Linked DNA regions of Homo sapiens: regions 1 and 3 are each linked to region 2. The links are chromatin loops, found by intact Hi-C in ENCODE. Cell type or tissue: Calu3. All regions are shown on one strand.

The links. Peaks named below come from ENCODE experiments on the same cell type or tissue, not always from the same donor. Only the 100,000 strongest peaks of a DNase experiment are listed, where the experiment ranks them.
Region 1: a loop joins it to region 2, with 5 times the contacts of the local background. A loop is called at or near these places in 16 of 110 quality-filtered maps.
Region 3: a loop joins it to region 2, with 19 times the contacts of the local background. A loop is called at or near these places in 67 of 110 quality-filtered maps.

What each region holds. Positions count from the first base shown.
Region 1 is chr20:5,221,517-5,225,516 of GRCh38, forward strand. No RefSeq gene overlaps it. Among named protein-coding and RNA genes, the nearest start is that of PROKR2, 93 kb to the right of the region's middle. In Calu3, a CTCF peak has its summit at 1,600 (motif pointing left); a DNase peak (open chromatin) is centred at 1,625.
Region 2 is chr20:5,447,129-5,451,128 of GRCh38, forward strand. No RefSeq gene overlaps it. Among named protein-coding and RNA genes, the nearest start is that of LINC00658, 3.4 kb to the left of the region's middle. In Calu3, no CTCF peak of the experiment used is centred here; a DNase peak (open chromatin) is centred at 1,533.
Region 3 is chr20:5,203,394-5,207,393 of GRCh38, forward strand. No RefSeq gene overlaps it. Among named protein-coding and RNA genes, the nearest start is that of CDS2, 78 kb to the left of the region's middle. In Calu3, a CTCF peak has its summit at 2,177 (motif pointing right); a DNase peak (open chromatin) is centred at 2,168.

The DNA of each region.
Region 1 (4,000 bases), 230 kb before region 2:
AACAAAACAAAACAGCTAATTGTAAATCTATCCACCTAAACATCTAACCCTGGTGCTATGGTTTGAATGTTTGTCTTCTCCAAAACTCATGTTGACATTTAACCCCCAATGTGGCAGTATTGAGAGGTGGGGTCTTTAAGAGGTGGTTGGGTCATGAGGGCTCAGCCCTCATGAATGGATTAATGCATTCATGAATAGAGGGTTAACACATCAATGAGTTATCATGGGAGTGGGACTGGTGGCTTTATAAGAAGAGGAAGAGAGACCTGGGCTAGCACACTCAGCTCCTCACCATGTGATGCCCTGAGCCACCTCAGGACTCTGCAGAGTCCCCACTAGCAAAGCAAGAAGGCCCTCACCATATGCACCCCCTTGACCTTGGACTTCTCAGCTTCCATAACTGTTGGAAATAAATTCCTTTTCTTTATAACGTACCCAGTTTCAGATATTCTTTTCCAAACAACAGAAAATGGACTAAGGCACCTGGGAAGCAGCTAGGTGATCAAAGTGTGACAATATGACGGATTACTTCACAGTCCTATAGTCAGGTTCTAAATAATATTGAGTCAGTAAAATAATATTGACTGCTATAGATTGCAGACTGCAAAGCAGAGTGTACAGGAGGTCCTTATTTTGGTAAATCATATAGGGAGATGTAAATTATAAATACATATGCTTATATTACATATACGTGTTAACTACTTACATATAAAAATCATATATACATAAATACCAGGGGAGTAGACCATATTCAAAACAGGTACACTGAGAGGAGGGGTGATTTGAAATGTTTGGAAAAATACTATCTGTGTGTTTTCACAGTGTTTCATTGATATATTTTTCTTTCTTTCTTTCTTTTTTTTTTCGAGACAGAATCTTGCTCTGTCGCCCAGGCTGGAGTGCAGTGGCCCGATCTCGGCTCACTGCAAGCTCCGCCTTCCGGGTTCACGCCATTCTCCTGCCTCAGCCTCCCAAGTAGCTGGGACTATAGGCGCCTGCCACCACGCCTGGCTAATCTTTTGTATTTTTAGTAGAGACGGGGTTTCACCGTGTTAGCCAGGATAGTCTCGATCTCCTGACCTCGTGATCCGCCCACCTCGGCCTCCCAAAATGCTGGGATTACAGGCGTGAGCCACTGCACCCGGCCATATTTTTCTTTTATAAATAGAAAGCTATATAAATAAATATTGTCTTTCCTCCTGCTTCCATAATTATTGATACAGATAGTTTGAGCAAAACTACCTCTTCTCCCAGCTGCCTTTTTTTCAACCTCAGATGTGGCTCCATTGTTCATACTAACATCCTTCTGCTAGCTAGGGGTGGTGCTCAAAGGGTAGGATGCTGTTAAAACATCAGTAGATCTGAGACCTCGGCTCTCCATCCTGAAGCCCCCTGAAGAAACTGCAATAAGCCTGTTTGACCCCACCACTTGCTCATTGTGGTTATGGTGGACCTTGCTTTTTCCTGTCCTGTGCATCACCTTAGACAATTGGGAAATTACTTTTAATTCAGAGATGGCCTCAGTTATGGATTTACAGCATTGCAACTATGTAACATTGTAACATTGTGACTAAGTAATTTTAACAATGTAGCTACAGCATTGCCCTGCTTTACCGCGGAGACAGCGCCACCTAATGGTTAAACAAGTGCCCAGCCGTTCCTTACCAAAAGGCAACTCGTTAATTGTGGAGAGGACGGTAAAATCATAGCAATATATCTTCCCCGCCTCCACACAATACAGTAGAAATCAATAGTTATTTGAGCACTTCTCCATCATAATCCAACCATCAATAAGTCTTTGGGTAAGATTGTGTTGTTACAAAGCATTTGCCCACCAATGACATTTTATATCCCCAGACACAATTATAAAGGCGAAGATGTTCCATCAACAAGCACGCCTGATTTAATAGCATTTCTTGCCCACTGTTACTCAAAGCAGCCTGAATGCAGGAGCTCTCAAATGCTTCCCTGCGGCATAAACCACCCTGAGATGGGTGTAGGAAATACACTAATGAGACGCCTGAGTGTTCACAATGCTTCCACACACTAGGAGAATTGGTCTTTATTGGTGGCCTCTGGATGTTGGGAATAATGAAACACTATGACCAGGGTTTTCTAGCAGTGTTGAGAGGTGAGATTTCCAGGCTAACCCAGAATCTTGGCCTTTCAAGAGCTAGTCGATGTAGGTGACCACATCCAGGCACACACCCTTTCTCTTCCATGCATGCATTACCAACTGGAGAGGATGTCGTGGGGGCTGTATTCCGGTCCCCTGTATTAGCCAGTCTAGTGCAGCCATCTCCCAGCTGCTGTGAGTGTTGGCTGCTATCAGCTCACAGTCGCCCCTCTTCTCTGAAGATTTTTCCTTGTGCAAGATCTTCCTTGCTCTGTTAGTTCTGCCCTCTCTCCCGCAGCCCACAGCCAATGACTGACTGACATGGGGGTACAAAGGGCCAGCCCTTTTGCCTTAAAGTGGGACCAGCTCTGTGGTGCAGTTCCTGCTTCGGAGCTAAGTTGGACTCCAGCTAAGACCACATCTTTGCTCAGTTCCTTCCCCTGCCCCCTCCTACTTCACTCATCTGTCTTCTGCTGAGTTACCCTCAATAAATCCCCTGTACCCAAATCCTCTCTCCGTCTCTCCTTTCAAGGGACTTAACCTAATACTGTGAACTTCAAAGAAATCACTCAAACACACTTCACAGGAACACTTTTCGAAGATATTTTTGTTGTTCTTTGATGATTCAGAAGATACCCCTAGACTGTGCAGTGTCACTGGGCTCTTATTATGACCATCAATTAATTCTACAGGTAGGAAGAATTTTTTTTTTTTTTTTTTTTGAGACAGAGTCTCGCTCTGTCACCCAGGCTGGAGTGCAGTGACATGATCTCAGTTCATTGCAACCTCCACCTCCTGGATTCAAGCGATTCTTCCGCCTCAGCCTTGCGAGTAGCTGGGATTACAGGTACATGCCACTGTGCCTGGCTAATTTTTTTTGTATTTTTAGTAGAGATGGGGTTTTGCCATGTTGGCCAGGCTGCTTTTGAACTCCTGGCCTCAAGTGATCTGCCCACCTGGGCCTCCCAAAGTGTTGGGATTACAGGCGTGAGCCACCATACCCGGCAGGAAGAAATATTCTTGAACAGAGCTCTCCTATGGCTAGAGGATGTAATTATGTATGTTGATTGAACAGCAGTCAGGACCTAGCCTGTCTGGATCTGAATGACGCAAAACCTGATGGCAGAGCCAGAAGCCAGAATGATATGACCAGTCGACCTTGTCCCCATGGACAGTCGTGGGATGCAGCCATGGTGTTCCTGCGTGTGGAGCTTCTTGCTTTTACAGCCCTTCGTGTTGGGTTGTCTCATTTATAGAGACATACAACGTCAGTGCTGGAAGGACCTTTTGCCACTCCTCCAACAGATACTCGTTATGCCCTATGCTGGGTTGAATTGTATTCCCCAAAAAGATAAGTTGAAGTCCTACCCCCTGGAACCTTAGACTGTGACCTTATTTGAAAATAGGGTCATTGCAGCTGTAATAGGTATGAGGTCATACTAGAGTAGGGGAGCCCTACTCCAACATGACTGGGGTCCTTAAAAGAAGAAGAGAGACAGACACAGAGAAAGATGGCCATGTGAAGACAGAGGCAGAGATTAGAGTGACATCTACAAGCTGAGGAACACTAAGGATTGCCAGCAACACCAGGAGCTGAAAGGGGCAAGGAAGAATTCTCCCCTACAGGTTTTCAGGGGGAGCACGGCCCTGTCAACCCCTCGATTTCAGATTTCCAGCCTCCAGAACTGTGAGACAGTTCATTTCTGATGTAAGCCACCCAATTTGTGGTACTTTGTTATGGCAGCCCTGGGAAACTAATAGAGCCTCTGCTAAGTGCCCATCTTTATGGATTATCTGTTATAACCTTAAGGCAAGGACATGCCTTGGTTCCATTTCACTTTAGCCCAGGAGAGAGAGCTTATGGGTTGACCTGAATTCTTTGTG
Region 2 (4,000 bases):
AGTGCTGGGATTACAGGTGTAAGCCACCACGCCCAGTCTGTATTGTTATTTTTATTGCTATTGTTAATATAAACGAGGCCTCAGGACTTAGAGCTTCACAACTAAATAATACCTGTGTACATCATTTTGTATTTTCAAGTTGTTTTTACAAATATCATCTTATCTGATGCACATTATAACTGAATGAGATAAATGGGACAAACGTCATCCCTATTTACAGATAAGGACAAAATCCCAAAGATTTGCAGAGCTACAGGGCTGGTTAGAGCAGGTCCCTCCTCCAAGAGCAGATCTCCCTCCCTTAGTATTATCTCACCCCTCCGGGCCTGGGAAACCTAAAGATACTTTGTGAACGCATGTCTGTATCTACAGAAAGCTCTGCTAGTTAAAGAAACTACCCTAGACCAAGCTGCGCTCTAAGGGGCTGGTGAGCTCTGTTATTTTTAAAATTACTTTAAATATTTTTTCTTTTTAATTAAAATAATGAGTCAAACATAGGGAGGATTACAGAAAATAATTTGGAACCAATCAGATTTATCTGAGGTGACCTTTTGCCACAGATGCTTGAAGTCCATCCATCTCTCTTATGAAATGAAATGTTACAGAAACAGCTCATTCTCTCCCTCCTCACTACTCCTTGCCTCCCTCCCAAGGCTACTTCCATCCTGAGTAGTGCTTTCTTCAGTTGCATGTTGATCTACTGTTATATACAAGAATGAGTTACAAGTCATATGCCATCAGCTTTGCATTTTGCAAGAATTTTCACAAATATTATGCTATCGCATGTACAGACTTTAGGCTCACTGCTGAACAATGCCCTGGGCTTCTTTCATTTTTCTGCATGTCTCACTCCTCTGGCTATGCCTGTTTGGGCTGGGAGAGAATACAGGGAATGTCCAAGATATTAGCAGTTCCTATGGCAGCAAGTGCTGGTTTCTGTGACTGTGGTTCCCTAAGAGAGGCAGAAAAGCAAGGGGACTAAGCTTCCACTGTGCACTTAATCGCAGGGCCATAGCCCAAGTAGGTTGTAAAGGCCGATGACATCCCAAGACAGGCTGGAACTTGAACTGACATTTTACAGAGGAAAACCAGGCCCAGAAAAGAGAATGGTTGCTTTAATGTCACACTTCCAGAAATTGGTAAAGCAGGAACCATCTCAGAGCTTATGACACCTTTGTACTAAACACATTGCCTTTAGGCAGTCTTATTCTTCATCCAGTAAACAGCAGACCATGGATTTGATTGTTTTCTTTCTTTTCTTTTCTTTTCTTTTCTTTTCTTTTTTTTTTTTTTTTGAGACGGGAGTCTTGCTTTGTCGCCCAGGCTGGTGTGCAGTGGCGCAAACTTGGATTTGATTGTTTTCTTGCCTCTGCTCCCCTGAGGAAAATGCCAGCAAACTATAAAATTTCATTCCCTGAGATCCTGGCAAGCTACATTGGACTTAGGTGTCTGCTGTTTCTGGGAGGCAGCAAGGATCTGAGTTTGGGGGAAGATCAGGTCACCGGGCTGAAGAGTAGCCCGAAGATCTTTTTTACCTGGATCGCCCTCTGGTGGCAGATTCGATAACAACCGCTCTAATTCATCATCTGAAATGCAAAGTGGTTGCAGCTCAAGTTTTCCTTGCTCCTCTTGGGACTTGCTCGTTCCTCATTAAAGCATCCCTATGCCCACTCTATACAAGACACATTTACTTTGAGCTGCATCCCTGAGATAATCGACTCCAAGCCAATATTTCTGTGTGTCAGTCACAGTAACTGGAGCTGTGGCATGGAAAATAAGAAGAAAGCATTGTTCCTGACCCCAAGGAATTTAAGTTAACTGGGTGAGACAGGCATACAGGCAGCTGACCAGACTCGGAGTCAGTGTGACCGAGAATGGACAGGCTGGGGGAATGCAGAGGGAGGAGGCCTTGGTGGGGAAGCTAGTGTCTGAGTTCTCAAGGAGCAATGGGAATTCTGAAGTTGGAGAGGGGCAGGGACACTGGAGGAGGGGAGGACAGGGCATGGCCCCTTCCTCCCTCCCTGTTTCCCCTTCTCCTTGGGGCCTTGCTCTCTTTCTCTTCCTCTTTACTCACCCCAGTACCAATAGCCCTACAATTCATGACCACCCGAAGCGTCCATTTTCTGGGAGAAGATTGGGCTCCTTAGCCTCTTCCTACAGACCTTTCTCTCTGAGTCTTCCCATGGGTCCTTCTGACATCTGAATAGAATGACCAAGGCATAAATCTCAATCATCGAGGTTTATTAAGTCAGCTTGAGGGTGCTTCCGGGAAAAATACAAGCCACAGGTACATCTGTGGCTGTTTTTCTCAAGAGAGTTTCAGGGGATTTAGTATTTACACATTTCCTTAAATGGGGGAAAGGCTTTTAGGAAAAAGGGCAGACAGGTGGTAAGGCGAATGGCTACATTCCTGTGAGACTCTAGCTGCTGCCTGGTAAATCTACATTTTACATAAGACAAATTGGATGTTTGAAAATAAAAAGAGAGTAAAGGAAGAGTCAAGTATGCAGATGTCTCTGGGTAGGTATAGGAATGAGTCTTGTCTTTATTCTGCACCTGCACTTCTATCTAAGCTTGCGATCAACATTATCAGCATGGAATCAACTTTAATTTTAGGAGCTAGGCTGGGCACGGTGGCTCACGCCTGTAATCCCAGCACTTTGGGAGGCCAAGGCGGGCAGATCACTTGGGGTCAGGAACTCGAGACCAGCCTGGATGAAATGGTGAAACTCCATCTCTACTAAAAATACAAAAATTAAGGCCGGGTACAATGGCTCATGCCTGTAATCCCAGCACTTTGGGAGGTCAAGGCAAGTGGATCACCTAAGGTCAGGAGTTCGAGACCAGCCTGACCAACATGGTGAAACCCTATCTCTACTAAAAATACAACAATTAGCTGGGTGTGGTGGCGCATGCCTGTCCAAGCTACTCAGGAGGCTGAGACAGGATAATCGCTTGAACCCAGGAGGCGGAGGTTGCAGTGAGCTGAGATCACGCCATTGCACTCCAGCCCAGGCAATAAGAATGAAATTCCTTCTCAAAAAAAAAAAAAAAAAAAAAATTAGCCAGGCATGGTGGCATGCACCTGTAATCTCAGCTACTTGGAAGGCTGAGGCAGGAGAATCGCATGAACCCAGGGGGCAGAGGTTGCAGTGAGCCGAGATCGCATCACTGCATTCCAGCCTGGGTGACAGAATGAGAGTTAGTCTCAAAAAAAAAAAAAAAAGAAATTAAGAACTAGACTTAGTTTGTAGACCTAAAGTTACAATTGGCATGTCCTTGTGTTGCCAAAAAAAAAAGAGGTCCCAATCCAGACCCTAAGAGAAAGTTCTTGGATCTCGTGCAGGAGGGAATTCCAGGCAAGTCACAGAGTTCAGTGGGGAGGGAAGGTTTATTGACGGCTACTCAAATACAGGGTAGGGTGTCCTCAGAAAGCAAGCGGAGGAATGCCTCGTCTTTACATTTTTCGTATATAGGAGTCTTCTCTATGTGGAGACTGAACTAAGCTGTGTCTACCTGTGTGGGTGGGCTGGAAGCATGACCAAATTTATTATTCTGTTGATTTAAAGAAAACTACTGGTGGCACATGCCTGTAATCTAGCATTGGGAGGCCAAGGTGGGAGGACTGCTTGAGCCCAGGAATTCAACATCAGCCTGGACAACATAGCAAGACCTCGTCCCTATTTTTAAAATAAAATTTGTTCTACAAAAAAATTAAAAAGAAAAAGAAGGCCGGGCGCGGTGGCTCACGCCTGTAATCCCAGCACTTTAGGAGGCCCAGGCGGGTGGATCACGAGGTCAGGAGAACGAGATCGTCCTGGCTAACACGGTGAAACCCCATCTCTACTAAAAATACAAAAAATTAGCCGGGCGTGGTTGCAGGCGCCTGTAGTCCCAGCTACTCGGGATGCTGAGGCGGGAGAATGGCTTGAACCCAGAAGGCGGAGCTTGCAGTGAGCGGAGATCGCGCCACTGCACTCCAGCCTGGGCGACAGAGCGA
Region 3 (4,000 bases), 240 kb before region 2:
TCTCCTGGGGCCAGAATTCTAGAGGCCTGAGTGCTCTTCCCTTGAGAAGAAAGGGCAGCTTTACCTTTTGGTCTCCTGGGAAAGGAGAGGAAGGGAAACAAAGCAAGAGTAACTTCTCTATTTGATTATTTAGAGGCCAGGCAGTCGGGGTGGGAAGTCCCAGAGATGGACTCATGGCCTGGCCATGGCGTACTCACTTACACGCCATCCAATATTTACCAAAGGACACTGCCAGTTCCCAAATCAACCAAAACTTAGGGAGTTCTCAAATGAAATAAACACCATTGTGCCATTTCCGTTAATATCACTTCTCAATTTTAACAAACTTAAACACATTTTTAGGGTAAAAAGCACATCCATCAGACTGAGTCTAGGTTCAGGGTAAATTCTGATCTGGATTTGACCAAGGGAACTGAAGTTATTCCTGCAGCAAAGATTTGACCGATGGTGGATTTGACTGAGGCAACTGAAGTTATTCCTGCAGCTAAGATGGGCTCTCTGATCTTGCCCACATGGTCTCTATTTCTCGTAGATTCCAGGAGCCTTAGAGGTAGAGCCTTTGAAGCCATTGATTCTCAAACTTGGCTGCACATTAGAATTGCCTGAGGAACCTAAAAAACTACCAGTGCCCAGGCAGTATCTCAGACCAATGAGATAAGAGTCTCTGGGGGTGGGATGCAGGCATGAGTTTTAAAAAAAGCAGTTCCCTGGACTTACTCCAAAGTGTAGCTGAGGTTGAGAAACAGTGATTGAAACTTCCTCTAGTGAGTCCAGCCCCTCTCAGAAACCCATCATAACTGGTCAGCACCCTGTGCTGGAGCATCCCCAGGGTGAGCCTCAGGATGTCCCGAGGTGACCCTTCTGGGGTAGGTAATGTTGCTGTTCCATCCAGTGCTATTATTCTACATCACAAGCTATAGGGCAGAATGGTGTGTGCCTCCCAGTGCCTTTGCCCAGGACTCCTGTCTTCTGCCTTTTTTTTTTTTTTTTGAGACAGAGTCTTGCTCTGTTACCCAGGCTGGAGTGCAGTGGCTCAATCTCAGCTCACTGCAACCTCTGCCTCCCAGGTTCAAGCAATTCTCCTGCCTCAGCCTCCTGAGTAGTTGGGATTACAGGTGCCCGCCATCACACCCAGCTAATTTTTGTATTTTTTAGTAGAGATGAGGTTTCACCATGTTGGCCAGGCTGGTCTTGAACTCCTGACCTCAGGTGATCCGCCTGCCACGGCCTCCCATAGTGCTGGGATTACGGGCCTGACCCACCATGCCCGGCCTCCTTCTGTCTTCTTACACCTCATAGACTGAATCTGATTCCTCTTTTGCATAACACATGTCTACAATGATTCTTAAGTGCCTCCTGGCCTTCCCCTTGCTGCCCAGCCTTCTCTTCCCAAGTTTTCCATCTTGTTCTTTTCACTCTTCCTCACGAGAAATGCCTCCCACTCCCTTCACTATGCTGACCAGTTCTGGATACCCACAAGCTTATCCTTTTTGGGGGTCCCCAGTCACTGCCTGTAGTTGTGCACCAGTGCATGTGTTAGAGGGGGCATTCATGGGATCCTGTGGGCACTGACGATACCCGTAGCCACTGCCCAAGAGTGAGCTTCTTCCCCGCCAGAGCCTCACGGGCCCCTAAATTCCCTGTCGACCATGGTGTTCATCAGGAAGTGGGGCCAGGAGGGAGCCCTCTGGTAATCTGTCAGTTATTAGAGAACCTCCTGAATCTGGGGAGCTGGGGTTGGTGGCTTCCTGAAGTTGTAATTATTTAACTTTGTATTTTGAATAGTTTTAGACTTACAGAAAAGTTGTAAGAATAGTATAAAGAATTTCCTACATCCTTCACCCAAATTTTCCAAATGTTAACATTTTGGCACATTTGTTTATGTTCTCACTCCACACACACACTTTTTTTTCTTAATTATTTGTAAGTCGTAGACATGCCCCTTTACTGTTATATAACCTTATTCAGATTTCACCAGTTACCCCAATAGTGTCCATAATAGCAAAGAATATTAATAATATGTTTTTGACTGGTGCAATCTGAGGAGCTCTGCAGGAGCTTTGAGAACAAGAAATACTCTTCCTGGCCACCCCTTCCTTTCTGTGATAGAGACGCCTGGGGCTGCTGCTGTAGCATAGTGAGGCAGCATAGTGAGGCAGTGCTGTCACGGGCCCAGCAGAGGGCAGTAGTAGTTTAGGAGTGAGGCACAGGCAGGGCTTAGAAGTGAGACATCCTTATCCGCAGAGGATCCTAGCGCAGCATTCACTAGCTTTGTAATCTGGAACAAAACCCTTAACAACTCAGCTTCCCCCTCTATAAAATAAGGGTAATTGAGAAAATTTGCAAAGCACGTGTCTACTCCTAGCATCTAGTAATCATCCAACAGAAAGTTTTATTTGCACTATTTTAAACTTTTATTTGTAATGTTACCACCTTGGCTGAGAAGTGAATTTCTCAGGGATGCCGGGGAAGAAGCAGAGAAATGTTCCAGCAAAGGCAGAGGCAGGGCGGGACATTGAGGCTAGGGGCACAGAGAGGGAAGGGAGTTCTTGGGAATGAAGGGGAGGGGAATGAAGTGGTAGCCGTGGCTGACCTTGCATTGAACCCACCCAGGCCAGCTCGAACTGAAATTCACACTGGAATGCTGACTATTTCATGGCATTGTCCAGGTGCTAGAACCTCCTCCACAGCCATCCTTACCAAATCCATAAAGGAGGAATGGCTTGTCTTCTTTTCCATTTGGGCTGGGGAAGTGCCTGAGTTCGATTCCTGACTCCATCCCTTAGTGTCTGTGTGGCCTTGGGCAAGTTATTTAACCTTTCTGCGCTTCAGTCTCCTTGTCTGTAAAACAGGAGATAATACCATTTATACTATACGGGGATTATACTCACCCCCGGATCATTGTGAGGATTAAATACATTAATACTTTCAAAGAGCTTAGACTAGCTTCTGGCACACAGTGAGTTTTCATAAATATTACTGTTATTATTTCAGTGTCTCCTCCCACTGGCACCCTGTTTTCTTCCTGATCTGAGTGCTTGGCCTTATCCTTTTCCTTTTTTTTTTTTGAGACGGAGTTTCACTCTATCGCCCAGGCTGGAGTGCAGTGGCACTACCTTGGCTCACTGCAACCTCCTCCTCCTGGATTCAAGCGGTGCCTCAACCTCACGAGTAGTTGGGATTATAGGCACTGCCACCACACCCAGCTAATTTTCGTATTTTTAGTAGAGACAGGGTTTTGCCGTGTCGGCTAGGCCAGTCTTGAACCCCCGACCTCAAGTGATCTGCCCATCTCGGCTTCCCAACATATTAGGATTACAGGCATGAGCCAGCGTGCCCGGTCGCTTGGCTTTTTCATGTCACCCCCGAGGTGGCCCCATTCTGGGTGGGGGAGTTACTCTTGGGTTTGGGTCTCCCTGCCCCTGAACATAGCTGTTGCACAAGTAGCTGCTCACACTGAACTCTACAGAGCCATCAGTCAACCTTGAGGGATTGTTATCTGACCAAAGACTTTCTATCTGTCCATTATTTATTGCTGCAAACATACCGGAAAGCAAGGAAGCCATAAAAAGCAAACAGTAGGGTCATGTCAAAATGAGGCAGAGCCAGCAAGAAGAGGCTCCTAAACATGGGACATTTTGAACATCAGTAAGGGTAATAACTGCAGTTGATGGAAACACATTGATTATATTTAAGTACATGAATTCATAATAATACCTAAATTCATGTTATCAGTATTGGAGGATGTGGGCAAACCAACTCTATTTATAAAACTAGTTAATGAAAGGAAAGAAGCATGTTTCCTGCCTTTTCTAAATAAACTGTACCATTGGTGTTAAATATCTGGTTTCTAAAAAATGTTATTTTAATATATAGAGATAGGATCTTGCTATGTTGGCCAGGCTAGTCTCAGATTCCTGGCCTCAAGCAGTCCTCCTGCCTTGGCCTCCCAAAATGCTGGGATTACAGGCATGAGTCAGTGTGCCCAACCAGTCATTTC